Regions from separate parts of the Homo sapiens genome. Here region 2 is linked to region 1. A link is a contact called in ENCODE Hi-C or POLR2A ChIA-PET data. All regions are on one chromosome and are shown on one strand. Each heading gives the region's core, a stretch centred on a gene start or an enhancer-like site at or near the end of the contact. The rest is flanking DNA. Distances are from core to core; before and after follow the strand shown. Region 1 overlaps PRKN (parkin RBR E3 ubiquitin protein ligase). Region 2 overlaps MAP3K4 (mitogen-activated protein kinase kinase kinase 4).

The links. Hi-C counts contacts between places; a loop is a spot of excess contacts on that map. ChIA-PET counts read pairs that join two places held with the same protein, here RNA polymerase II (POLR2A). Pooled maps may share reads with other maps.
Region 2: a pooled map shows a loop between it and region 1 (2.4-fold over the local background). The contact joins two enhancer-like sites. A Hi-C loop is called at or near these places in 1 of 168 maps with a recorded cell type or tissue (IMR-90) and 5 of 50 pooled maps. POLR2A ChIA-PET finds 5 or more read pairs at or near these places in 1 of 52 experiments (AG04450).

What each region holds. Positions count from the first base shown.
Region 1 is chr6:161,371,648-161,378,313 of GRCh38, reverse strand. The region is part of intron 10 of PRKN (parkin RBR E3 ubiquitin protein ligase); the gene reads left to right. Among named protein-coding and RNA genes, the nearest start is that of AGPAT4, 100 kb to the right of the region's middle. RefSeq lists enhancers at 2,597-3,137, 4,332-4,481. Within about 2 kb of position 2,678, at least 11 of the 41 ENCODE cell types and tissues checked have a DNase peak (open chromatin) inside an H3K27ac peak, as active enhancers do.
Region 2 is chr6:161,034,046-161,040,711 of GRCh38, reverse strand. MAP3K4 (mitogen-activated protein kinase kinase kinase 4) reads right to left here. Exons shown (of 27, transcript NM_005922.4): 2 at 6,263-6,453. Among named protein-coding and RNA genes, the nearest start is that of MAP3K4-AS1, 45 kb to the right of the region's middle. RefSeq lists an enhancer at 1,851-1,920. Within about 2 kb of position 2,476, at least 15 of the 41 ENCODE cell types and tissues checked have a DNase peak (open chromatin) inside an H3K27ac peak, as active enhancers do.

The DNA.
Region 1 (6,666 bases), core at 1,429-3,928:
TCCACACGGGAGTGCCCTGGCCCAGGACTGCTGTGGCCAGTGGCGGAGGCTGGCAGTGGTCCACTGGCCGGATCCCTCCATCTGCTTGTTGAAGTGCTCTCCTGTGAGCTCTGCCATGCTGTGCAAACATGCGGACATGTCCTGCCCCTCCCATGGGTCTGTCCACGTGCCTGCTCTGCAGAGCTCCTTGTCTTACCTGTCCTCAGTCTTCCAGATTTTCTCTGTCCCTGCCCTTAAAGAGGCTGCCAAGACGTTTGCCACTGCTTAGGAGCTTGTATCTCTTCCTAACTCAGGACTCTTTCCTTTCCACACACAGTCCACTGTCAGCTGCTGCCTCATCTGTTTGGGCTGCTGTCACTCAATACCGTAGACTGGCTGGCTTATAAACAACACACATTTATTCCTTCCAGTTCTGGAGGCTCAGAAGTCAAAGATGAATGCACTAGCAGATTTGGGGTCTCATGAGGGACCACTTTTTGGTTTGTAGATGACGTCTTCTAGCTATACCCTCACATGGTAGAAGGGGCAAGACAGCTCTCTGGGGCCTCACAGGATGAGAGGTGACTGGTTAATGCCCTCTCTTTATAAGGGCACTAATCCCATTCCCGAGGGCTCTGACTTATGACCCAATCACCTTGCAAAGGCCTCACCTCCTAATCCCACCGCCTTGGTGATTAGGTTTCGACATAGGAATCTGGGGAGACACAAACACTCGGACCATAGCAGTTGCGTTGCCCAAGGCTCTGCTTATTGACAGGGTCTCCCCTCACCACTCTTTCAACCCTAAAGAGGATTACAGGATAGCGACAGTGCATTTTTGGCTTGCAGCCGTATGTTAAGCTAACTCAATTGTGAACCAAGCTTGGATCCCTCAGTGTGTCATAAGGAATCTCCCCAGCCCGGCCACTACCACCGTGGGGCCATGGTTGTGAGCCCAAGGAGAGGCAGTCATGCCACGGTGTGGATGGCACGGGGGTCTGAGGACCTGCTTGTGCAGCTCGCTCACGCCCCGTGGGCCTGCTTGGGCCTGGGCCTAGATGCCCCACTTCTGTCTTATGACAATTGCTGCACAGATGCTCCAACTCCACAGGGCTCGGTAGCGTGCCAGGGGCTCTCTTTCAAATGGTCCATCGTTCTCAGCTGCTGAACCCCCAAAATCTTTGCTGGGATGCTCTTATTGGCCCGCAGGTAGCCCCACGTGACCTCTTTTCCCTCCACAGACACCTGGAATCCACAGGGTCTGCCTGCGTGCACAGCCGCAGAGACAGGGCGCTTGCATGCCGCCTGACCCTGCCCTTTGCTCCTCGGGGCCCCACTCAGAGCTTCCAGCACTTTCTTCCAACAGTGACAGGCTCCTCTTTGGCCACTGGCGGGAGGGATTCCAGCTCTAACTCCATTTTAGAGTTTGCTTCCTAGGACTATCCAGGCACCAAGTGCCACAGGTTATAGGTTCCCAGGAGAACAGGCTCTGAGACTTGCAGGCAGGGAGTGTCTTGGGGTGCTCTCAACAGCACCTTCAGGAAGAGAAGGAAGCAGGGTTGGGCAGAGGTGGAGTCCCACTGCAGTGCGGTTGCCACAGAAGACTGAGGGGAGCCAGAGGTAGGAGGCTAGAGGTGAGCCCTTCGCATCCACCCTCCACCACTGGGCGTGAGCTGCCCTATCGCCGTGATGTGACGGTGTGACCTCAGTCCCAAGGTGGTGGGACTGGGAGCAGAGCAGAGCACCCCCTAAAAGGGCCAAACCAGAGACACACCAGGCACCAGGAATCCGGCCAGGGAATACAGAGGAGGGGATGGGCTTGAGGTCGGATCTGCAGAACTTGGCAGTGGATTAGAAGACAGGATGAGAGGAGACGGGTTAATGTTGATGCATGAATGTCTAGCTTAGAACGATGGTGGTGCCATTGGCTGGAAGAGGAGACAGAAACAAAAGCAGGTTGTTCGGGGAGACACACATTCATTGTGGACATCTCAGCTAGGGGTTCAGTGGGGAAAGGAGTGGATGCCTAGACCACCTCAGAGGAGAATCCAGGCTGGAGCCAGCGATCAAGATGCAAGACTGACAATCTCCAACGAACTGCCCCTTATCCATGCTCCCCACACCCACACCCACCCCTTCAGAGTTACAGTCCAGGAGAGGCTAGGAGGTGCACCTCCCTCAGTGGAGGACACTGAAGCAGCAGTGGCTCCAGGGAGCTGAGATCTTTTTTGATCTATTTTGCCCCAGCATCTCACCGCAGAGCCGTCTCTCAGCCATTGACTGCCTTCACACACAAATGCAGTCCCAGTATTGGGAGATGGGTGTAATTTATTATTCCCGGAGATCTAGATCCCCGGTTATTTGGGAGTGTATTTTCTGAACTGCTTGTTGGTTTAAGTAAAGCAGGTTTGATGCCACTTCTCTTGAATCCATGACCCTGGACCCGCCGCCTAAGTGGATGTGCAGATGGGATGGAACGGCTGCGACAGATCTCCATTAAAGCCAGCGCGTCGTTCGGGCTCGGCCTTGCGCTGTGAAAAGCTGAGTCAGTGCCAGGACAGCACCCGCCCCTCTGCAGTGCGTTTCCAAGGCACTCAGCTTGTGTGCGAAGGTTTGCTCTGGGGCAGCAGAAATGGCCCTTGGCAGGTCGTCAAAGGCCCGGTTTCATTTCCTCCTCTTCCAGGCAAGTTGCTCAAAGGCTCACAGCCTTTTCGTCGCCTGCCACACAGAGCCAGTAAGATCTACCAAGCTATAAATAATGAAATGAGTGTGTGTTTCGCCGTTTGTAAGTTGCAAAGTATTACAAAATGGTGAAACTTGGGGGTTTGGGTTTTTAAGGCTGAATGCTAAAACTGTCAGGCACTGTGGAGAGAGGAAAGGAAAGATAAGATTGACTGGGATTGAAAGACAAGTGAAGGCATGCTTGCGTGGGTACACACACAGTGACACCACACGCCTGCCCCTGGAGGCCGATCCTGACCATGCAGACCTGGGGCTGGGGCTCTCCAAGCGCTCTCCTGCACTGCAGAAACCCTTCTTCTCTTCTGGACTGTCACTCCAGCACGGCAGAGCACCAAGGCTCTGCAACGCACTTCCCTGGGGTGCAGCTTCCGGCCAGGGGCGTCCTCCCTCTGCAGGAGCCTCAGCACCCCCGGGGGGTTCCCTCCACCCCCAGGAGTTCTGCCTTGAGGGGCATGGCCTGCGGGTCCCCTGAGCTCGCTCACCTGTGGGGGTCACGGCCTGCGGGTCCCCTGAGCTCACTCACCTGTAGGGGTCACAGCCTGCGGGTCCCCTGAGTCTTCCTCTGCACGGCCACAGTGCAGCCTCCACCAGATGCCTGCCTGGCCTGACACATGGGACCCTCCTCTGAAAATGATGCTGTCCTGAAGGCTTTTGGATTCCAGAGGGGTTTCAGGATCCCAGCAGAGTTGGTAAAAAAGGTCTGAATGTAAATTCTGAACCGACTTTGCAAGTCTATACCCTGTATACCCTGTGTACTAGACTCCATAAACAAGCAGCTAGAACAAGTTCGCAATGTGGAAAATATTTTTATAGAAACTTATTGTCACAGCTACACACCACACACACACACACACCACACATATGTCACACATGCCACACACATAAACATAACGCACACATCACACATACACACCACACATATATAACACACATCACACATACACACACACCACACATACATCACACATGCCACACACATACACACATACACACACCACACACATGCACCACACACCCATTACACACACCACACACACATCACACACCACACACATGCACCACACACCCATTACACACACCACACATACATCACACACACCACACACACCACACACCCATCACACACACCACCCATATGCACCACACACCCATCACACACACCACACATATGCACCACACACACATAAACATACACACCACATCCACATACACCACACATACACAACACACACGGCGCACACATATACATAACATGCACACCATGCGTTACACACACAACACACGCGCACCACATATACCACACACACATACATACACACCACACACACTGCACATACAGCATACGCATATACACAACACACATACACACAGAACACACACCACACACAGATACATAACACTGCACACACTCGCCACTCACATACACACCGCATACCCCACGGGCATTTGGAGCTCCTCAAAGGAAAGCGCCCCTGGCAATTCTCTGCACACCCCACTCAGTATCAGGAGGGAAGCAGCTGCAGTGCGCCTCTGATGCACCAGATGGCGCTAAACCCTTAAGGAAAATGCTGGATTTGTCCAGAAACAAAAATAAAATGACCTGGGGGAAAAGGGAGTGAACGCCACTTTGAAAGGCACCCCAGCCACGCCTGCATAGTGGCCCAGCCGACAACAGGCAAGAGGGAATCGAAGGACTGTGTCCCCAGGAGGAGCATTTCTGAGAGGTGTGCAGATTTGAAAAGCTAACAGCTGGATCCTGGCCCCCATAATTCCTTCATTAAAAACGGGGCTGGCAGGGGGGACAAAATATTGTCACTCCACAGAAAAGCATGTTGACCATGTGTGAGGAAAACGGTTCACCTGCTCTACACTTGTTCCTTGCAAGCACAGAGGCATAGCCCGTTTAAACTCAGCACCCCGCAAGCACAGAGGTGTAGCCCATTTAACTCATCACCCCTGCAAGCACAGAGGCATGGCCATTTAACTCATCACCCCTGCAAAGCACAGAGGTATAGCACATTTAAACTCAGCACCCCTGCAAACACAGAGGCATAGCTCGTTTAAACTCAGCACCCCTGTAAGCACAGAGGCATAGCCCATTTAGGCTCAGCACTGCTGTTCTCCAGGGTTGCATTTACCTTCTTTCAGCAAGGACTAGGTGTTCCCACCCGTGTCTGAGGAATCCAAGACAAGCAGAGGGGGCTTGAAGTCAAACAGATCTAGTCTTAAACATGAGTTTCAGCCTAGCTGTGATGGGTAATTTTCTGTGTCAATGTAGCTGGGCCACACAGCCCAGTTGTTGGAACCAGCAGTAGTCAAGGTGTCGCTGTGAAGGTATTTTTGTAGACGTGGTTAACATCTATACTCAGTTAACTTTGAGGTCAAGGAGATGACCCTCTATAATGTGGGTGGGCCTCACCCAGTCCATGGAAGGCCTGACGAGCAAAGACCTCGGTTTCCCAGAGAAGAGAAAAATTCTGCCCTACCGAGTGTGGTGGTTCACACCGGCAGCCCCACACTTTGGGAGGCCAGGGTGGGAGGATCACTTGAAGCTAAGAATTCGAAACCAGCCTGGGCAACAAAGTGAGACCCCATCTCTACAAAAAATATTTTTTAAAGATCAGCAGAGGACAGAAGCATGTGCCTGTAGTCCCAGCTACTCGAGAGCCCAGGATTTCCAGGCTAGAGTGAGCTATGATCTTGCCACAGCACTCCAGCCTGGGCAACAGAGTGAGACCCTGTCTCAAAAAAAAAAAAAAAAAAAAAATAGGGTCTCTCTGTCTTTGTTGACCACAGTGTATGTAGACCTTCTGCGAGCAGTAGTTCTCCGAAGCTCTGCAGGCTAGCGACATCGGCATCACCTAGGAATTTGTTGAACTGCCAGTCCTTGAGCGCAATCCCAGACCTATGGATTCAGACCCAGAGGGGTAGTGGGGGAGCCACAGCACAAGCGCTTCCGGTGCCGCTGGTCTGAGAGCCGCCGTTCTGCTAATGGGGAAGCTCCACAAGGCAGGGATTGTTGGCTTGCTATTTGTCATCTCTCTTGTTTACTGGGATGTATCCCCAGGGTCCAGGACAGTGCCTGGCACATCTTAGACACCCAACACATGTTTCTTGAATGAAAATATTTCTGCATTCACTCTAGCAAAAATAATAGTCTACTTTGTGCCAGAATAACTATACTTTGCACAAAAGGTAGGCTCTGTGGTCGGCTTTGACCCCTCTCACATCCTATTAGTGATGATTCCGCATTCAGAATCCCATCTATGTGGATAATTTTGGTCACTGCTGACCTAAGCCAACCAAAAACTAGAGAATGTCATTATCAAAAATACAAATCAGCATATTTTCTAGCTCAAGTGTAGATTTTTCCCATATGTCAACTTGTAACAATAGTTGAACACAAAGCACTTTTAAAATAACCAATAAATGGTACCTATTAATAATTCTGCTACTTAATATTTATGTTGTTCCATTTCCCCCATTAATCTCAAAATAGGTTGATAGATATTATTTTAATTCACTTCCCCTTTAGGAAGCATTTAGGGCCCCATGGGGCAAGACTCTGTAAGATCTCGTCTGTGGCACTTGGCACACATTCCACTCCTAGCAGAAATCACCACTGTTAGAATCATTGTCAAAAATGCCCTTCTGGGCCAGGCATGGTGGCTCATGCCTGTAATCCCAGCACTTTGGGAGGCCGAGGCAGGCAGATCACCTGAGGTCAAGAATTCGAGATCAGCCTGGCCAAAGTGATGAAATCCCATCTCTACTAAAAATACAAAAATTAGCGAGGTGGGGTGGTGCATGCCTGTAATCCCAGCTACTCAGGAGGCTGAGGCATGAGAATCGCTTGAACCCAGGAGGTGGAGGTTGTAGTGAGCCGAGATTGTGTCATTGCACTCCAGCCTAGGTGACAGAGCAAAACTCCGTCTCAAAAATAGA
Region 2 (6,666 bases), core at 1,227-3,726, 340 kb after region 1:
AAGAGACCTTGTAGCCTTTGCACTAATTTTGAATTTGCTATGCATCTGATGGCTTTATCCTTTGAGTGCAACTCATGTCAGGATGAGCAGTTTTGTTAAATTCATGGTAAATGTTATCTAGGTCAATGCTTCTTAACCTTATTTGGGTCACAGACTACATTTGCGAATCTGATGAAAACCATGGACTCCTTACAAAAATGCACACATGCACATAATAAAATCTGCATTCAGTTTCCAGGGACCCACAATCCTCGTGATTGCAATATAAATAGGGCTTTGATAACTTTCTTTGATTCCTCACGTTTTCTAAATAGTTGCATTCAATTAAATACTGTGATTCAAGTGAGACATTTCTGAAGCTGTATATATCTGTGTGTGTGTAGGTTGCACACACACCATGTAAATGTCTATATATAGTACTTGTATGTAGCCTCATATTTCCAGTAAATTTCATACTGGCCTTATGCATTCAACCACAATCCCCAACTATATTCTCCTTAGTAAAGATAAATATAAAATGAGAAATAGGCAAATTTAAACAGCTAAACTGGCAGATTTTTATATTACTAATACAGAAAATACAAAGAAACGAGGTATTCATACATTGTTGGTAGGAGTATCAAAATGAACTGTCCTTTTGCAGAATGACACGCACAATATCTACCAAATTAAAACACACATACCATTCAATACAGCAATTCCACCACTAGGTATCTAATCTACAAAAATACTCCATATATGAGTAAAGATAAATGAACAGAGATGCTCCCCGCAATAGTATTTTTTGTTTGAAACTATGGAAACACACTATAGGGAACATGGTTATAATGATCCAAACAATACCTTACTTTAAATGTCCTTACACAGAACAATGGCCTCCACCTATTACTAAGTGGAAAAGAGCAGTTATATGTTGGATGTTCTAATTCAACTAACTTTGTAAAATTCCATAATGCTGTATTTATGGTGTGCATCTCTCTTATCTTTACAAAACTAAGAGCTTATTTACAGGCATTCTTCTTAGTACCAATGTTTTATCTCTAATTTCTCCTGTCTATAACTTCCCATTCTAACATGTCACTGGTAATGATTTGCAGGAAATTAGCACTATTATAATTCCATCAAATAATTTCAATGAGTCAATTGTCTAATCACACATATGCACCACAATTAGGGCTATCAATTTTCTCAAGATCTGAATTTACAATTATAAAAAACAAATACATGACAATAGTAGCTACTCTGAGCCTACAGAGGTAATAACATTGCAAGAATCATACCTGTATAATCAGTTCATGAGCATGGCTACCATAGCTAAAAAGCCAGTATTGCTGGTTCTTATCTCTTCCTCTAAATAGTCCCCTCAGTTACCTTTCTGAGTCCTTACATTCCTTCAGGGATGTACTTGATGTTTTTTTTTTTTTTTTTTTTTGCATTTTTGCGGGTTCGGGGCTAGGGGAAGCAAAGACAGTATGACTGACCAGATTCTAATTCCCCAAAGCTTTACAATGAATGCATGTAGCAGTTAACTTCCCAAAGTAACCTACAAACCCGACCTGGTACCGCTGCCTTGAGCAGTCGCCTCCCACAGTGAATTTGGGCCAGCCTCATGGAACTAAAAGAACACAACAGAAGTGACACTGCACAACCGCGGAAGCTAAGGCCTAAGAAGGCCTGCGATTTCCACCTCAGTCTCTCAAAACACTGGCTCTGAGGAAAGACAGCTGCCGTGTAAGAAGTCCAATTACCCAAGGACCACCCTGGGCTAGCCATGAGGAAGATCACATGGAAAGAAAACTGTGCCAGCAGCCCTCAGCTGTTCCTGCTCTCTCAGCCCAAGTGAACAGACACATATGTGAGTGAGGGAGCCATCGTGGATGTTTGACATCCAGCAGACACTATGCAGACAAAAAAAATGAGGGCTCAGACTTAGGGCCCCAGCCAAGCCAGGATGTTTCCAGCCAACTGAGCTATTCCAGCCAAGGCTCCAGACATCCTGGGACAGGGATGACCTGTACCCTGCCTACACACCTGAACCACAGAATCATGAGCAATAAAATAATTGCTCTTTCATGCCATTAAGTTTCACAGTGGTTTGTTACACAACAATAGATAATCTGAAAAATGCAAATGTTATTGGTGACTATTTAAAAGATGAGTCCAACTCTGACCGCAGTTCTAAAGTTAATAGTATGACTCAGAGATCCTTTGTCTGTTGCAGTGAGAAAGAAATAATGTAACAGTTCACATTTCCTTGGACAGCTTTTTAAATAAATCTGACCAATCTAATTAATTCTAAAAAGCTCCTCAAAATACTGAGGGGGCCAATATATTATTATGAGTCACATGCTAGTCTGAAATACTAGTCTTCCTGACTCAGCTTTGAGGTCACAGCACAAATGTCACTTGTTCCAGAAGTCTTCCCAAGCCCAGGTCTTCTCAATACTGCCTCCTGTGTGCATCCAGATGAGCCTGTACTGTTGGTCATTTGTGTACTCCCTACTTGACCTGGAACTAGGTCTTATTCATCTTCCAAAAGAGCACATGCCTATGGAGTCACTCAAATGCTGATTCAATGGAAAGAATGGAGGAGAAATAAGGAAAGAACAGAGGGAGGAAAGGAAAAAAGGAAGTGAGGAGAGAAAGCGTGAGAAAGGCAGAAGAAAGAAAAGAAAGGAAGAGGATGAAAGGAAGGATGGAAGGAAGGAAAGACAGGCAACAGCAACAGTAACAAAAAAAATGTACTAGCAGCATTATGTAGTGAGATAAAGCGAAGGACTAGGAAGACATACAAGGAAATGTGTAGTCCAGGCAGGACAGAAGCAGGAACAGTAGCTACACGACTTGAGACAATCATTTAATCTAAGACTCAGGGTCCTAAAAATGGGCACACCATTTAATAAGGATATGTCAACAATGTAATTATTTAATTTTGCTTTAAGATTTAAGTCAAGAAAAAAAGTAGTAAGTGTTGGGAAGAAATCCTGACTTTACAACCGGTCATGGTTGCTCGTGCCTATAATCCCAGCACTTTGGGAGACTGAGGCAGGTGGATCACCTGAGGTCAGCAGTTCGAGACCAGCCTGGCCAACATAGCGAAACATCGTCTCTACCAAAAATACAAAATTAGTCGGGCATGGTGGCGCATGCCTGTAGTCCTAGCTACTCGGGAGGGTGAGGCAGGAGAATTGCTTGAACCCAGGAGGCGGAGGTTGCAGTGAGCTGAGATCGCGCCACTGCACTCCAGCCTGGGCAACAAGAGTGAAACTCCGTCTCAGAAAAAATAAAAGAAATCCTGAGTTTACAATAATAATGATGATAACTAATACTGAATACATAATCCTAACAACACTATAAGGCAGATGATTTTACAGATAGAGAAACGAGATATGGAGGCTGCATACGCAGAAGATAGCGGAACCAGGACTGGAGTCCGGGTGATCAAGCAACCAAGATTCTGCTTTTGTCCACCATGCTGTGCTGCAATAGTCTGAGAACAAATAAATTCTCAAAGACTATTAACCACCACAACCAAGACTAAGACATTAAAATGGCCCACTTGTCTACCACTGGCGTCCCATTTCCACCTTGTCTTGGTATTCATAAACAAGAATGTCCGCAAGAAATAGTTCACCAGCTGGCATACATGTGAAGCCACTTTCTAATATACATGTGACTGAGACATTTAAAATTGAAAGCCGTAAAACTTCTCTGAGCCAGTTTCCTCAGCTGTAAAATAAGTACAGGTTTAAAGTCCTTTATCTGAAATGCTTGGGACCAGAAGTGTTTTGGATTTTGGAATATTTGCATTATACTTTCTGAGTAAGCACCACAAATCCAAAAATCTGAGGTTCAAAATGCTCCAATTAGCATTTCCTTGGAGCATCATGTCTGTATTCAAAAGGCCTCAGACTCTGGAGCATGTAGATTAGGGATACTCAAAATTTGTATTATATAAGACCAACACCTCACTGGGTTATTACATTATTCAAAAGATAATTCTTTTGAGGTGTTAAGCACAGTGATTAACCGATAGTAAGCACCCAGTAATTGCTAATGATAACTGTGAAGATGCTGCTACAAATGATATAGCAGCCATTTAAATTAAAAGTACAGGCTATTCTGTGACAAAAAAAGTTCATAAAACATTAAATTTAAGAAGCCATTATAAAATAGTAAAGATAGTACAGCATAAACATATATAGCAAAAAGCTAGAGAGTCTGTAGTCAGGCTTTTACAAATGGTAAAAGAAGCTACTTTTGTGTATTAGGTTTAATGGGTGATTTTTATTCTTTTGTCTGTATTTTCTGAATTTCCTGCAACAAACACATAATCTTTTGCAATAAGAAAAATAATAACTTATTAAGGATTTTGGTGTCCTGGGTCTGCTATCAGATAGCTATAAATCAAAGGGTCTGTGAGCATTAGCTTCTTCATCTGAAAAACGGCAAGAACTTGAGCAAATGATCTCTGAGGCTCCTTCTGGCTCTAAAATTCTATAATTTCATAAAATAAACAATTTTAAAAATTGTGGAAGAAAAGGGCCAATCCTTTCCTTTCCCTCTATCTCTCGCACAGACCAGCAGGACAACAGAACCTCAACAAACATCTAGTGACTGGCTGTCTCACTGATTAGTGAAAGACCATAAAGTCAACTCAAATATTGCCTTCGGATAAGCGTAAACACTGTTGCTTGTACTAGGAAAAAGTCCAAATAGAGTACCAGGAGAACTAGTGGTACAAATAGTCCTGACACTATCTCAAGCCTTCTGGACTTAAAAAGATTTGCTCTGAAGCCCTGGGCCTCAGTTTCTCAATCTATAAAATGGGGAAATTGTGTTCTCAACTCATGTTCTAAAATAGTATGAATCAACAAGAAAAAGCAAGTGTACTACCGGCATCTTCTTACTTTACTAACACGAAGCAAATATTTATTAACTAATGTTGATTCAGTAGATGCTACTTCACTGATTCCTACCATAGATAAGAAACTTCTATAGTCATTTGAGAAATTTCTTTGAGAAAATGTACAATAAATGATTTTCAAGATGACAAATTGCAGTGGGAAATTTCCAAAGGGGTAAGTACAGGCCACAGGTTAAAAAATTACAGCAAATCAAATTTTATAAGAAGTATCTTATGTGGAAAAATCATTTGTGGGAAAGACTCTTTCCTGCTTGGGAACTTCCCTTGTATAGCATCTCACTCAAGCAAATCAACACAACAAAACCCACTTCTCTTGCCCTCCTGCTCTCTTGAGGAAGGGCTCTGATGGGAATGCAAAGTGAAGATGCCACTAACAGCCATCAAAGCTCAATATATGGAAGAAATCTACAGAAAGAGGAAGCAGAACAAAGAGGAAGAATGAACACAGACTACAGAAAGGGAGAGGTAGAAATGAGTGTGAGGTCAACAGGAAGAAATTTCTCAGACAAGATGAAGACTAAAATCCGCATCTCATGCAGTAATAGCTGAATAAATTCCAGGAATATATGGCATTTGTTTTAGGACAAGTGGTTTGCTGAGATTAACAGGTAAATTCTAAAACCACAAGATTCCAGGCCATCACGTAGGGTACAAGGAGGCTGCAGCGCAGTATCGTTCAATTCATCTACCACAAAAAAAGAACAGTTACGTCCCACTAAAAGGAGGTTGGGGGGAAAGAAAAAGCACGAAACTCTCCGTGTCTAATAGAGCAATATGTGGACTTTACGATCCTAAATAAAGAGAAAAGTAGAAAGCAGGTTCTGTCATGGTTGTTAGGTGTGGGGTCACTGTGCTTAGTATGAAAAAGAGAGCCCTACACACTAAAGATAGCACCCCGGGGCACCAGCAGAGAGCAGAGGGAATCCAGGGGAAGACAGCCTGGCTCTGTCTCTCCTCAAATCCCCAATACACCACTTCTGGGCAGAGGAAATCTAGAAACTTCAGCCTAAGAGACTGAAAGAATAGAAGGCCATCTATCCCATGTAACCAGTTGCCATCTTGTATTAGTACACTGGGAAACATTTGCCCTCTTTCACTTCTTCAAATGCCCGTGCATTGCTGGCTTTAACCATTACTCAGGACAAACGTTTCTATCTCTGGAAAACTATGTGTCAATTTTATTAATACTAATGGTAATAATTCAAAAAAAAATTGAACTTTACAGGAGCATTAAAATCAAATTAAAAATAAAAGAAATTGCTAACTTTATTGTTGAAAGAATCAATCAAGTGCCATACCCTCTCATGTACACCTCTTTTCAAGTACAAGACTCACCTTTCAAATTAGACCGACTGGCTGGCCTCCCCACATTATTCCTCTGATGTTTGGTTGACATGCGTTTCATCTGTCGAGGTGTGCTGGGGGGAGAGGTACCATAAAGATTCTCTGTATTTGTTTCATCGGAGAAGTCTTCTAGATCAGATTCAGGACTCTTGCAAGCTGAATCTCCCAATGTGCCCTCTTGCCTATGAAAGACAGTGTGCAGGGAAAATATTCAGCAACACAGTTAAGTGAATTCAAATTTACTTATAATTTTTTAAATAATTCTTTGTAAAACTTTTGTACAGAAAAATCTCTTCAGCACTGTGCTCCTCCTCATTTTTACCTGTGAAAACTCAAAAGGAGAACTTTTCTTTTGCTTGAAGAGAGTAATAATTGTGACTGCCGCTTCTCCTACC